Linked DNA regions of Mus musculus: region 2 is linked to region 1. Evidence: chromatin contacts called from ENCODE Hi-C or POLR2A ChIA-PET data. All regions are on one chromosome and are shown on one strand. The core of a region is the stretch at or near the end of the contact, and the rest is flanking DNA. Distances in the headings are between cores, read along the strand shown.

The links. Hi-C counts contacts between places; a loop is a spot of excess contacts on that map. ChIA-PET counts read pairs that join two places held with the same protein, here RNA polymerase II (POLR2A).
Region 2: a map of heart shows a loop between it and region 1 (5-fold over the local background). The contact joins the promoter of Hira here to the promoter of 2510002D24Rik in region 1. A Hi-C loop is called at or near these places in 3 of 37 maps with a recorded cell type or tissue (heart and left cerebral cortex). POLR2A ChIA-PET finds 5 or more read pairs at or near these places in 5 of 5 experiments (Patski and embryonic stem cell).

The regions. Positions count from the first base shown.
Region 1 is chr16:18,832,359-18,839,015 of GRCm38, forward strand. It overlaps 2510002D24Rik (RIKEN cDNA 2510002D24 gene), which reads left to right and starts at 4,222. Exons shown (of 3, transcript NM_001033164.2): 1 at 4,222-4,261; 2 at 4,348-4,515. The coding sequence starts at 4,238. It overlaps Ufd1 (ubiquitin recognition factor in ER-associated degradation 1), which reads left to right. Exons shown (of 12, transcript NM_011672.4): 12 at 1,878-2,903. The coding sequence ends at 1,952.
Region 2 is chr16:18,874,212-18,880,868 of GRCm38, forward strand. It overlaps Hira (histone cell cycle regulator), which reads left to right and starts at 2,539. Exons shown (of 25, transcript NM_010435.2): 1 at 2,539-3,308. The coding sequence starts at 3,272. Mrpl40 (mitochondrial ribosomal protein L40) reads right to left here and starts at 2,426. Exons shown (of 4, transcript NM_010922.2): 1 at 2,260-2,426; 2 at 1,113-1,196. The coding sequence starts at 2,312.

The sequences.
Region 1 (6,657 bases), core at 2,972-5,471:
AAACAAAGACACCTTTGAGAAGCTTTTCTTGGGACGCTACTTAACTATTACCATTTTATAATTTATAAAGTACAAGATAGACCTAACGCCCAGTCCATCATTTTTGTCAATAAAATGGAAGACTGTCATCTATCCTAACTTAAAAGACATTCTACAGTATACCTCACTGAAGAAAGGAAGTAGAAATAGCTAGAGCCAGTGGCAACTCGCACTGCCTCCCAGCACTGATGGGAGCCAGTCTGGGCTCTCGGTCAAGAAAATGGCAAGTCCTAGCTTGAGATATACGTTCAAACAGACGAAATTGGTCAAGTCTTGTGCTCAGATGGATGGAAGAGAGAGAAGTAGGACAGACAGAAGGCTGTGTGGCAGAGGCCTGCATTCTAGAGCTCACATAGGCTCTGCACTTCGGCGCTTGGCACAGAAGCATGGAATGACCTCAGGGTGCAGCAGGTGTGACGATGTGTTTTAGAAGCTGCGACTATCTTAGGAAACCAAGAGGTAACGTCGCAGATACTGAGCAGTTAAAAGCATGTCGGGTAAAACCTACTGTTTTTGTAGTGTTAAAGAAACAAATCTGCTCATGAAAGAATTGATTGTGAGTGTTCCTAACGCTGATCGGAATATACAAAGGGTTTTGTTTGTTTGTTTGTTTGTTTGTTTTTAAGTGCATCTTTTAAGCTAGGAATTCCCTTCTAGAAATAAAAAAAGACAAAACAAAACAAAATCAGAGCTGTGTGCAGACAGTGAGCCACTAACCTCTGCAGTGCCAACCAGGAAGTAAGAGAATTTAGATTAGAAACTCACAGGTTTGAGATTTAGGAGTTAAGTAAACACGTGCAGAAAAGTGAGTGGAAACACTCCTATTTTGGGTTGTTGCAGTTGAGAGTGACTTTTTTCCTTGGAGCATTGTGCTTACTTTTGAATCAGTTGCTGTGGGGCTGGAGCCTTGGCAAAGCTCTGAGAGCACTGACATCTTCTGAGAGTACTGACATGGTGGCTCAAAATCCTCTGCAACTTCAGTCCTAGGGGCAATCTGGGGCCCCCTTCTGCATATTTTACACAGATGTATGCTGACAAAACACCTGTACACGCAAAAATTTAGAAATACAAAGCGATTATTGTGTAAAAGGTTCCCAAGCTATCATGGTTCAATTTAGGATTTTCAACTTTCTAGTGATATGATAGTGATAGATGTTCAATAGAAATTGTGCTTAGAGTTTTGAATTTTGGTTATTTCCTAGGCTAATGGGTAGTGGGATCCTTTCTGAGTGTTAGATGGCAGCACGGAGCCACAGGCTCCCTTCCCTCATATGGTCACAAGGGGGAGACTACCAGAACACTGCCGTGTGGTTTGTAATTGAGTTGGGGTATTTGGAAGGGAGGTGTATGAAATGTCTTTCCAACTTAATGATAACTTCAGCTGAAAATGGCTTCTTAAGACATAACTGCCTCCATAAGTTGTGGAGAGGTTGTACAGTAAATCTAAACACAAAGGTGGTGGTGGACTCACACAGCTATCATCTGTGGGGTTCTCAATGCCATAAATGCAGGGACATTTGATGCTTATTTTATTTATGTGTGTGTGTTTGCCCTGTGTGTGCAGGTGCCCTGGCAGCCCCGAAGAGGGAGTCAGATCCCTTGGAGTTGGAGGCAATTGTGAGCTGCCCAGCATGGGTGCTGGAGACTGAACTGGGTCCTCTGAAAGAGCAGCACACACTTTTAACCCCTGAGGCATCTCTTCAGCCCCCCCCAGGGCACTTCTTATTATGATTAATGAAGTGGGGAAAGTAGATGGATGGCACACAAGTCCATGGAATAAAGTGGTTATTGTAAACTTTGAGGAGTTTCTGAAAATAATATCCTATTTTCATACCTAGGATGAAGCTGGAGGCAGATTCATTGCTTTCTCTGGAGAAGGACAGTCACTGCGTAAGAAGGGAAGAAAGCCCTAAGTCTAAAACTGTTGGCTGACTGGAAAATAAAAGATCCGATTGCACCTGGCTTACAGTTACTGGCTCTGACAAGTTCAGAGATACTCTGTTATTTATGGTTTGTTTAAAGTTACCTGAGAACTATCAAGCTTGTCCTGGATACAAAGCAGCAGAACTTGGAGGTTGTGTGCTTGATCTGGGGGAGAGAGCGCTGGGGTCCTCTAGGTGGTGGCCTCCTCCACTCCCTAACTCCAGCTTCAGGGCCCTCACAGCCTCAGCAGAGCAGCTCCCGATTCCTGACTCACTCTTCTTCCCCATGTCTGTTCATGGTGCAGTGTCTTTAGCCCATCATGGCTACTCAGGCCAGCACTTGAGTACCAGACAAAGATGGCCTCTGTTTTTATTTACAGTGACTCAGAAGGGATCTCATCCAGATGAAAGCGCTCTCATTTTAATCTGCTCGCTCTCAGTGAATTCCATGATGAAGCCAGATATGAAAGGCAGAATGAATACATGCTTGAGTAACGTGCCCCCGTTACATTTATTTTTTATTATTATTTTTATTTATTTTTGTGGCTTTTCAAGACAGAGTTCCCTGGCTGTCCTGGAACTCACTTTGTAGACTAGGCTGGCCTTGAACTCAAAAATCCACCTGCCTCTGCCTCCCAAGTGCTGGGATTAAAGGTGTGCGCCACCACTGCCCGCCCTCCGCTACATTTATTACCCAAGGTTCTGATGGTTTGTCTGTTTTTCAAGTGCTAGGATTGAACCAGAACCTCGTGAATATTAAGCATGCCACACACTCTGCCACTGAGGCTCCCCCATACCCCATTTTCTTACTGTTTTATTGTCTTCAGATCTGCACTTTGTATGATGTAAGGTCTTTTGACATGCTGATCCAGCTATTTAAAATTTGTTCCCTGAGAATAATTCTTATTGAAGAATTAAATAAACTGATTAAAACTCGCCTCTAGTTTGATATGGTATGTTGTAGATTGGTGGTATGGGCCACTAGCCAGAAGTCATAGGAAGGCCCCCTTGCAGCAGCACCCTACTTCATCCTGTCGTTAGAGACTATTTCCGAGACTTGTGGAGGCTGTAGGGATGGATGTCACTCCCTGATGCTTGGAGTGGAGCTGGTCAGGCCTAGCAAGGTCCTCATGGAGGGTGCACTTTCCCTCTATGTTTGTAGTTCCAGAGTGTGTCCATTTGCTCTTAGAAATATCCATAAACTTAATTGGCTCCTAACTCTGGCACATACATCATTACTGGCCAAATGTGGCTCTGGAAGGCATAAATGCTGTGGTAACCTGCCCGACCTGTCCTATGGGGCTGTCTCAGTTTCCCTAGCAGTAAGACAGCTTTCATTTGTAGGATTCTGTTAGCTAACTTGGTCAGGCTGGAAAGAGCTCAGTTAAGCACTTGTTCGTGCAGAGGATCCAGGTTTGCTTCCCAGCACTCACATGGTGGCTCATAGCCTGTAATTATAACTGTAACTCCAGTTCCAGATGATCTAAGTATATGTGTTGCACATACATAGTTATACACACAAGTGCACTAATAAAAATGTGACTGCATGTGTAGATAAGAGTACAGTGCTCAGGAGTCCCTTCTGTCGCCTAGAAGGATCAAACTAGGAGGGATCAAACTCGGGTCCTTGGTTCTGTTCACAAGTTTCTCTACAGCTGAGTCATCTCACCTTATGATCTCCAGTTAGGTTTTTTTTTTTTTTTTTAAATTGTTTTTGTTGTTGGGTTTGTTTCCTTTTTGAGACAGGGTCTCACTAATATATATATATATATATATATATATATATATATATATTCCTTTCTGGTCTAGAACTGACTCACTGAGATGTCCCTGCTCTTGTTTCCTGAATGCTGGGATTAAAGGTGTGCAACCCTGAGCCTGTCACTTCTAGGAGAACTTCTTTCACCCTTAGTCATCCTGCACTGCCTTCCTCCTCTCCATACACCAAATCAAGCTCACCTACACTCTGTGTATGCTCAGGCTACATACCTGCAATTTCAGTCCGCCAGGTGGGTTACTCAAGAGTTCAAGAGTCTGTACTTCAAAAACTGAACCACATACGGATTTGAAAAATAAAAAACTGGGAGAACTGACCAGAACTCCTGTTTTTTCCGAATGCTAATTAATACCTTATGTGACTTTGAAGCCAAGCCATCGGCTAGACACCAGGTAGTGTGGCCTCTGACTATCAGCCACTCAGTGCAGACGTCCTGTTTAGTGCGCGTTTGCTTGGAGCTCATTGGTTCATGTCCCTGTCAGTCACACGGGGCCTGGACATGGCGGTCGCAGGGAGCTGGCAGGTGAGTGTGCTTGGCTCCTGGGCTCCTGGGCTGGGTGGGATCAGGCCCTGGGGGCTGCCCGCGCTCTCCGCTGTCTCTCCCCGCAGCCTCCCCGGCCGTGCGAGGTCTACCGCGCCGAGTGGGAGCTCTGCCGCAGCGTCGGGCACGTCCTACACCACTACTACGTCCACGGCAAGCGGCCGGATTGCAGGCAGTGGCTCCGCGACCTGACTAACTGCCGCGAGTGGGAGGAGAGCCGCAGCGCCGAGGCCCAGGTGCGGGCTGGGTGTGGATGTATGCGCAGATCCTTGGGGCAACTCTCTCGTGTTTCTCTCCTGAGTACCAAACTGCGTTATCAACGAGACTTTAGACAGCCTCAGTTACGGGGTGGGGCGGCGCGGGGAGGGGGGCGCAGAAGGAAGGGAAGTATAGAGAGGCTTGGAGAGAGTAACCTTATAGCGTTAGAGTCATCAGCTTGACAGCAAGCTTGCCTTCACCCAGCCCTTGGGGATAGGACGGAGGAAGAGAAAAGCCAACGTGTCTGGAGCACGAGGGTGGGCTATAGAGGGCATAAGAATGAGTCCAAGAGCACCTAAAAATGTTCCAGTACTTGTGAATTGAGTTATCTTTGGCAGGTCAGTCTGGACCTGAGAGTGTGAAGGGTACTGTAGAGGACAGAGACAAGTATGGAGGCTGTTGCTGGACCTTTTCGAGGGAGATGTGAAGAAACCTCTACTTACTCTAGATAGCCATGTAGACATGGCGAAAGTAAAAAACATGGCGGAAAGCAAAAGACTGGAAACTTAACTGTCTGTAACTATATGTCAGCTATCATAAATTAGTGTAAGAAACAAAGATGTTTCTGAATAGAGAAATGGCCAGGGTCATGGAGAAGCAATTCACCGGGAAACTCAGAACACAGAAGCAATTATTTCTTTATTTTATTTTTATTTTTTTTTATTTATTTTTTTTTGTTGTTGTGATTGAGACAGGGTTTTTCTGTATAGCCCTGGCTGTCCTGGAACTCACTGTAGACCAGGCTGGTTTTGAACTCAGAGTTCCGTCTGCCTCTGCCTCCTGAATTCTGGGATTAAAAGCGTGTGCCACAACCACTAGGCTTCTATATAGTTTTTAAAGTACTTTTATTCTTATTTTATGTGTGTTTTTCCTGCATATTTATCTGTACCATGTGAATCTACTGCCTGAGGGTCCTCTGGAACTGTAGTTTCAGATGGTTGTAAGCTGATGTTTGAGTGCTGGGAACCGAATCCCAGTCCTCTGGAAAGCAGCCTCTAACTGCTGAGGGATCTCTCTAGTCCTTACAAGCCTTTTTAAAAAGTCTTTGTGTGTGCGAGTGCGTGGCATGCGTGTGTATATATGTGCACACATTGCATGTAGAGAGACCCTCTGTTGACATTAGGCATCTTCCTCAGTCACTTCCCACCTTATATACTGAGGCAGGATCTCTCTGAACTTGGACGTCTCCATCTCCTGAGTGCTGGGACTACAGGCATTCACCCACATACTAGGCCCCTATTTGCTTCTTTGTTTTGTTTTGTTTTGTTTTGTTTCGAGACAGGGTTTCTCTATATAGCCCTGGCTGTCCTGGAACTCACTCTGTAGACCAGGCTGGCCTGGAACTCAGAAATCCTCCTGCCTCTGCCTCCCAAGTGCTGGGATTAAAGGCGTGTGCCACCACTGCCCGGCTCCTATTTGCTTATTAAGTAATAATGATCATGTGATCATGTTAGAGATGGGGTCTGGCTGTATAGCCCAGGCTGGTTTGGAACTTCAGATCCTTTTGGCTTTGTCTGCCAACTGTTGGGAATACTACCGCTCCCAGTTTAAGAATGTTTGTAAAGAGGCCTACATAGCACCTGACACTTTGCCAGGATCAGCCCTGTCATAATACACTGTCTAGTGTCTGTTGGCAGTGGCTGAAAGAAGCTGGCAGGATGGGGGGCACCTTTTACACATACCCTGTGCAGAGTCCAACAGTAATTTTAGACGCTCTCCCTCTCTTCCCCACCCAGTGTCCTCACTCCCAGGCTAGGCGGGTAACTAGCTCCACACTCTCCAGGTCTGCTGTTGCTGAGGCTTAGCGGGTTTTGCATGGCTGAAGGCAGAGACTGAACATAGTTGTGCATGCTTATAATTGCGGCACTCGGGAGGTGGAGACAACAATCTCAGAATTGAAGGTCATACATAGTGATCTTGAGACCAGCCTGGGCTACTTGAGACCCTGTCTAAAACATGTCCAAAGAACACAAAATAAAACTGCTGAAGTAAGATGACCGGTGTGTGCTAAAACAGAACAGTTGCCAAGGAGTGTGGTATAGAAGCAGCTGAGCCTGTGTGTACCATGTGCTCCCATGTGTTCCTCTCTTCAGAAGAGTGTTGAGGAAGAGGGTGATATA
Region 2 (6,657 bases), core at 1,289-3,788, 40 kb after region 1:
GGCTTTGTGCATGCTAGGCAAGGATCCAATAAACCAAGCTACATTCTTAGCTTGGAAGTGCCAGTCTGTGATTCAGGTGTATCTTAAAGCTGCCCTGAGAAGTGAACGTGCTGAACTAAGGGAGTAAAAGCTCATTCACATTTGAAATGAATTTGTGATTTACAAAATGCTTCAAGACTAAAAGAGACAGGACAGTAAAAATGACTGCCAGATTTTTTTTTTTTTAAATCAGTTTCTGGGGTGTTGAGAGGGCTCCGTGGTTAAGAACACTTGCTGCTCTTGCCGAGGATCTAGGTTTTGTTCCCAGCACTCACATGGCAGCTTACAACCATCATTGATTCTGGTTCCAAGGGATCTGGGACCCTCTTCTGGCCTTTGTGGGCACCATGCATGTAGACATAACACATTACAAAATTAGCCATGTCCTAAAGCTTTGGCAAGTATCTGATTTACTTTTAGGAACACACTTCCCAGGCTAAATGTGGCATTAGGAATAATCAAATTTGAAGCTGGAGAGATGACTTAGGAGTTACAAGGAGTGCTTGCAGATCTTAAACACTGGAGTTTGGTTCCCAGAACCCACATCAGGGGCTCACAACTGTTTGTAACTAGGAGAGCTATAACCCCTGACTGGCTTTGGGCACCCCAAACACATGTGTATACATATGTCAGGAACATAAACATTAAAAAAAAAAAACCCTTAAAGCAAACCTTTTAGCAATAAACTAAATAAAGCCCCAAGAAAGCATCCAAAGTTCCTAGAGTAACTATTATTAGTCTTTGAACCTTTCTCCCACTCAGTGAATCAGAATGAGCAGGGAAGAGCAAGGCCTATGGAAATACAGAAGTTAAGATATGCCCTTTGAAACACATAAGACTCCTTAAATCTAGCTGCTACTTATTTAAACTACTCAAGTAGCAATACATATATGCTATGCTATCATAGTACAGAGCTCCTTCAAAGGACAGAGGCATCCACTTAAATTTAACTATTAGTTCCACAGACTGAAATCTGCTTGCTAACCCAAGGTTGGGCACTCTTGCTTTGTTTTGGTCATATGCATACACGTGTTTCTCATACCCCAAGAGCTAAGGGTTATGCTGGATTTTACCTCATGGGGATGAGATCCCAGAAGGCCAGTAAGGAAGCTCTCTGGTGGGTGTGTCTGACGTGTGCCTGGCAGGTTCCAGGGATCCTGAAGGAGAGAAGGGTATGTATAAAGATCTGGGGAAAGAGAAGGCACATACACATAACTATAGGTCTTCCTAAAACCCGGAGGATGTTTGTAAGTATCTATTTTGTATTTTTTTCAGACAAAAGTCTCCCTAATTCGGGCTATCTTGCAACTTGAGACAATTTTCTTGCCTCAGCTGCTCCACCATGTCTAGTTCATTTGTATTAGGCCAGCAAGGTCAAAGTGAGGAATTTACAGAACTCTGTTTCTCACTGGGGCAGAGCCTTTACTTGCTCTGGCAGGATCTTCTTCTTCTTCTCCTTCTTCTTCCGTCTCTCTGTTTCTTTCTGTCTCTCTCTCTCTCCCCTTCTCTGTCCCCTCTCTTTCTCTGCCTCTACTCTCTTCTCAATTCCCCTTCCCATACCCACAAATAAACTCTATTCTATACTAGACCTGTCTAGTATATGACTGGTACCTCGAGGAAGGAAGGAGGGATGCTTCAGTGTGGACCACTGAGTAAAGTACCCCCTCCCACTGTACTATACGTCCCTTCTATAAAACATATCCTTGGATTTTTAAAAACACATTGCTCTTCTTCCTTTTTTTTTTTTTTTTTTTTTTTTTGGGTTTTTTTGAGACAGAGTTTCTCTGTAAAGCCCTGGCTGTCCTGGAACTCCCTTTGTAGACTGGGCTGACCTCGAACTCAGAAATCCGCCTGCCTTTGCCTCCCAAGTGCTGGGTTTAAAGGCGTGCTCCACCACGCCCGGCGTCTTTTTCTTCTTTTTAAAAATGGGGTGTAATATAGCCAGGTTTGTATGCAGCTGTTACGACCTTGACTTTCTGACCTAGCCTCCACCTCCATAGTGCTGGGGTTGCAGGAGTAGGCCACCACTTAAGCACGACTTAGGCTTCACACTTGTTAGGCAAATAGCCTGTTAAGTGAGTACACTTCCAGTTCGGATTTTCATCCGCAACAGATGCGGTAGGCTCATGCCCAGAAATAATCTGCGAGCACTAGCGAGCAGCTACGGGGCAAAGCCCGCGCACGCGCCCTGGGTATTCTGCCACCCGCGGCTACACTCACCAGCTCCGAGGCCGCAGAGCCCGCGCAGCACACAGCATCACCCCGGTAGCCATAGTTTTTCACGCCACCCGCTGGCGGGCAGCTTCCGGGAGCACGCCCCTGGGCGGTCCGACCTGAGGTACCCGGTCGGGTCTGGCAGGCCTCGGCCCGGAACTCGCGGGTCTGGGATTCCGAGAGGCGGGCCCGCAGCTGGCCCCGCCCCCGACGCAGCCCCGCCCCGGGCAAGCAACGGTGGCTTCGCCGCGCCCTTTTGCGGGCGTCCCGCCTTCTGTGGATGCTGCGGTGTTTTCCTGCTCTCTGCTCCGCCTGGCCTATGTGTTTACATCTATGAAAACGCCCCGCTCTTCTAATAAATGCGCCCGTCTGGCCCCCTATCCTTCACCAGCCTAGTTCTTTTATGCATGCAATCGAGCTCAGGGCCCGCTGCCGTCTGCCGCTAGATGCATGCTGGCGCCCGCCCGGCTGGCGCTCGCGAGATGCCCAATAGCGCGAATTGATGGATGGCGGAAGCTAGTTACTAAGCTGGACTCGGAGCCGCGGAGGTAGAACTAGAGATCTGCACACCACCCTGGTTCTGCATCGCCGGGCGGGATCTCAAGGCTTTGCCAGCCTGCTCACACCGACCCTCATCGGCGACCACATCAGTGGCAGCGGAGTATCCCCGTCCTCCCCCCCCTGTCTACCGAAGAACCGAGGCGGCCCGGTCCGCGTAGGGAGCGGTTTCCCGCCGGGGCGATTTGGCAGGTGCGCGCCGTGACTTCCGGCGTTGCCCGGGAGCCGCCGGAGGAGGAGCGGCGCAGGGGATGCGGCTGTGGCGGCGGCGGCGGCGGCCGAGCGCAGGAGGCGGCTGTGGCGGCGGCTGGGGGCACGGGCCGGCGATGGCGCGGCGGCGCTGAGGGCAAGGGTGGGCGGCGGCCGGAGGGCGGGCGGCGCGGGAGGAAGCTGCGGCAGCTCCATGGCCCAGGCGTGCTGAGGGACACGGCTCTGGCTTCAGCCCGGCAGCGGCCGAACAATGAAGCTCTTGAAGCCAACCTGGGTCAACCACAATGGTGAGTGCACGCAGGAGTCGTGGGCGGCCGAACCTGCATCGGGGTGGGGTCTGGGATTGGCTTGCGGCGGTGCTCAAGTCCTGCCCACCTTGTCCAGACGCTGGTGCCGGGTGCTGGAGCTGCAGAACGGGCAGGAGCAGACTTTGTCCCCGGCTCTGGGACACCGGCGAGCCCGGGCACGTGCTTCGGGCTGGTTGCAGCGAAGTCCGCCTTTGCCTCAGGCAATGGCGCTGTGTCCTGCGCCGCCCACCCTTAATCTGGGATGCCTGGCTCTGGTGAGCCGGCTTGGGTACCGACCTGGTGCTGCCATCCGGCTTCACCATCCAGTATGTGCTCAGATGGTTGTGAGTATGAAACTGGGGCGACATCCCCCTTGTGGCCTTTCAGCGGCTCGGTGAATCTGCATGAGATACTTACTGGCTGTATTGCCCTTTCTGAGGCCTGGAGTTTGTGACAGTGCCCCCACTCGGGCTATTGCGATCCTGGAATGGGAAGGGCCTGGGCTCAGGTCCTACGGAGGACCACGAAAGAACCACGTTTAATGTAAGGATTGGGGCTTCAGATGACTAAGATTGGGGCCAGTGGTGCACAGGAGACAAGCGACTTTGGATCCGTGATAGTGACTTCAAATAGCAGATTCCTACACCCTGGTGGAGAAAGCAGCCGGTGGCATCCAGTTTTGTCGAGAACTACTGCAGGAGGTTGTTTGCTCTCTGCCGAGCGAGTGAGGAAGAGCTAGAGCCTTTCCCCCCAGCTAGTACTTGAGTCTCTGGAAGGACCCGAAGGAAGCACGAGGAAGCAGCCAAGCTCTGCTGAAAGAGGAAGGGTCTTTCCTCCTTTCTACTTTGTATTGCATCTAGAGGGAGCTACAGTTGTGTGTGTGTTTTTGTGTGTGTGTGCGCGCGCCCGCGTAAAAGAAGGCAAGTAGATGCATTTTTCTCTTTTTAAAAATCCACGTGGCCAAATTTAAAAAAAAATTGGTCCTGGGTGCTTTTTATTCACAGCCGAACTTTTTTTTTTTTTTTTTTTTTTTTTTTGGAGGGGGAGGGGGCGTTCACAAGGAAGATCGTAGACGTAGACTGGGTACGACATGCTCTCTACATTAAACAGTATGATTCTGAAGTTCAGCTAAGAACAGATTTTAAAGTTTGGAGCCTAGTCCGAGCAGTGGTGGAGCACACCTTTAATCCCAGCACTCAGGAGGCAGAGGCAGGCGGATCTCTGAGTTCAAGGCCAGCCTGGTTTACAGAGTGAGTTCCAGGACAGCCCGGGCTACACAGAGAAACCCAGTCTCGAAAACACACACACACACACACACACACACACACACACACAAGTTTGGAGGCAAGAAGGTTCAAAGTTCATTTGAAATCTAGGTGATGGGGAGGGGAAAGAATATGATAGAACCATACTGTATGAAAAAATTTTTTTTGTTTTTGTTTTTTTGTTTTTTGTTTTTTTTTGAGCCAGGGTTTCTCTGTATAGCCCTGGCTGTCCTGGAACTCACTCTGTAGACCAGGCTGGCCTCGAACTCAGAGATCAACCTGCCTCTGCCTCCCAAGTCCTAGGATTAAAGGCATGCACCACCACCACCTGGCATGAAAATTTTTTTAAGTAAAAAAATCTAAGTGATGATTATTCATGATAAAAGATGTTGAGACTTAAGCAAACTTCTCTTTTTTTTTTTTTTAATTTAAAGGCACCCTCTTTCTCTATATTGCCTTTACCTTGGAGATGGTGTTATTACATGTCACTGCCAAGCATGCCTTTAAAGATGATGGTAATGAGAGGTGGGGAGTGGCTTCCTAGCCAGGTCCTGAAGAGTAGTAGCTGGTAGAGTCAAGTTTCCTTTGGATGAATAAATAGAAGCCCTACTGCACTGGAGGGGATCGTACTTCCTGGCTTTCTCACTCAGCATTTCCTGTCTCCTTATATATACAGCATGAACTCTTGGGGTCTGAGAGTTCAGAGAGGGGAGGAAAAGAGAACAAGGCAAGGTAGGCAACTAGAAGAGTTAAAAGCAGAAAGAGAGGTGTTTGTTGGTCTTCAGATTTTGGCCCAGTACTAGAGAAACCTCTCAGAAAGGATATCTCAGCCCCAGCATGATTGCCATTTTTAGTCACAACTGTTTTAGGGGCTGTCCTGTGTATTGTGTGATCTTTACTTAGATGTCAGCAGTATCTACCACCATAACTGTCCATTTACCTCTACCAAAAATATCTGGATATTGCTGATGCTCATTGATAGGCCATATCATCTCCAGCTGAAATGTTCTGGTTATCAGCATTTTTGTTTGTTTGTTTTTTTTCGAGATAGGGTTTCTCTGCATAGTCCTGGCTGTCCTGGACCTCACTCTGTAGACCAAGCTGGCCTTGAACTCAGAAATCCACCTGCCTCTGCCTCCCAAGTGCTGGGATTAAAGGTGTGTGCCACCATGCCTGGTCTATAAGATGCAATCTTATTGACTATATTTTACTTATTTATTTTTTGAGACAAGATCTCACTGTCTAGCCCTGGTTTTCTTGGAACTCTCCCAGTAGACCATGCTGGCCTAGAACTCACAGAGATCCTCCTGCCTCTGTCTTTCAGTTGCAGAGATTAAAGGCATGCACCATCATACCTGGCCATACACATTTACTTTAATCATGGCCAAAATAAGTTTCACTGCTAAGTAAGCTTATATCCTGGGCTCTAGTTATGGTGGCATACACCTATAGTTATGGTACTTGGGGCAGGCTGAGGCAGAAAGATTGAACTACAAAGGGCTTATCTCCAAGTGTAGATGAGTCTCTGCAGAGAATGTTAATAACAGAGATGGTGTTCTTGGACAGTCAGGATCAAAAAGCTCAAGCATTCCATTTGGAGACATAGTGTATGCTGCATAAGGTAAGCTGAGGAAGGAGAGGAAGAGAATGTGGCTGAGGGATGCATGGAATCTTGAACACCTTGTGGGGACTTGAACTTTCCTTTTTGGGTTTTGGGAGGGGTGCATTGAAGTTTCTGAGGGGTTTGGACACCTAAAATGTGTTTTAGGAAGTCCTTGGACTTAGAAGGTGAACTCCGGATCTTGGTAAGATGTGCTAAGAGAGTGAGGAAAGGTGGTGGCAGAGATGAGAAAGAGGAGGAAGCACTGTAGATAAAGGAAGAACTAGTGGGACTTGGCCATTACATGCAGGAAGTGTAGATTTATATCATTTTTTGAGTTTATAAGTGTGCTGGAGAAAGAATACAGATGAGAGATGGGCAGTGCTGTTTTCTTGTGTATGTGTGTGTGTGTGTGTGTGTGTTTGGGGTGTATGTACACATGTATGCCTACACACATTTGGAGACTAGGAGAGGTTTGCAAGTG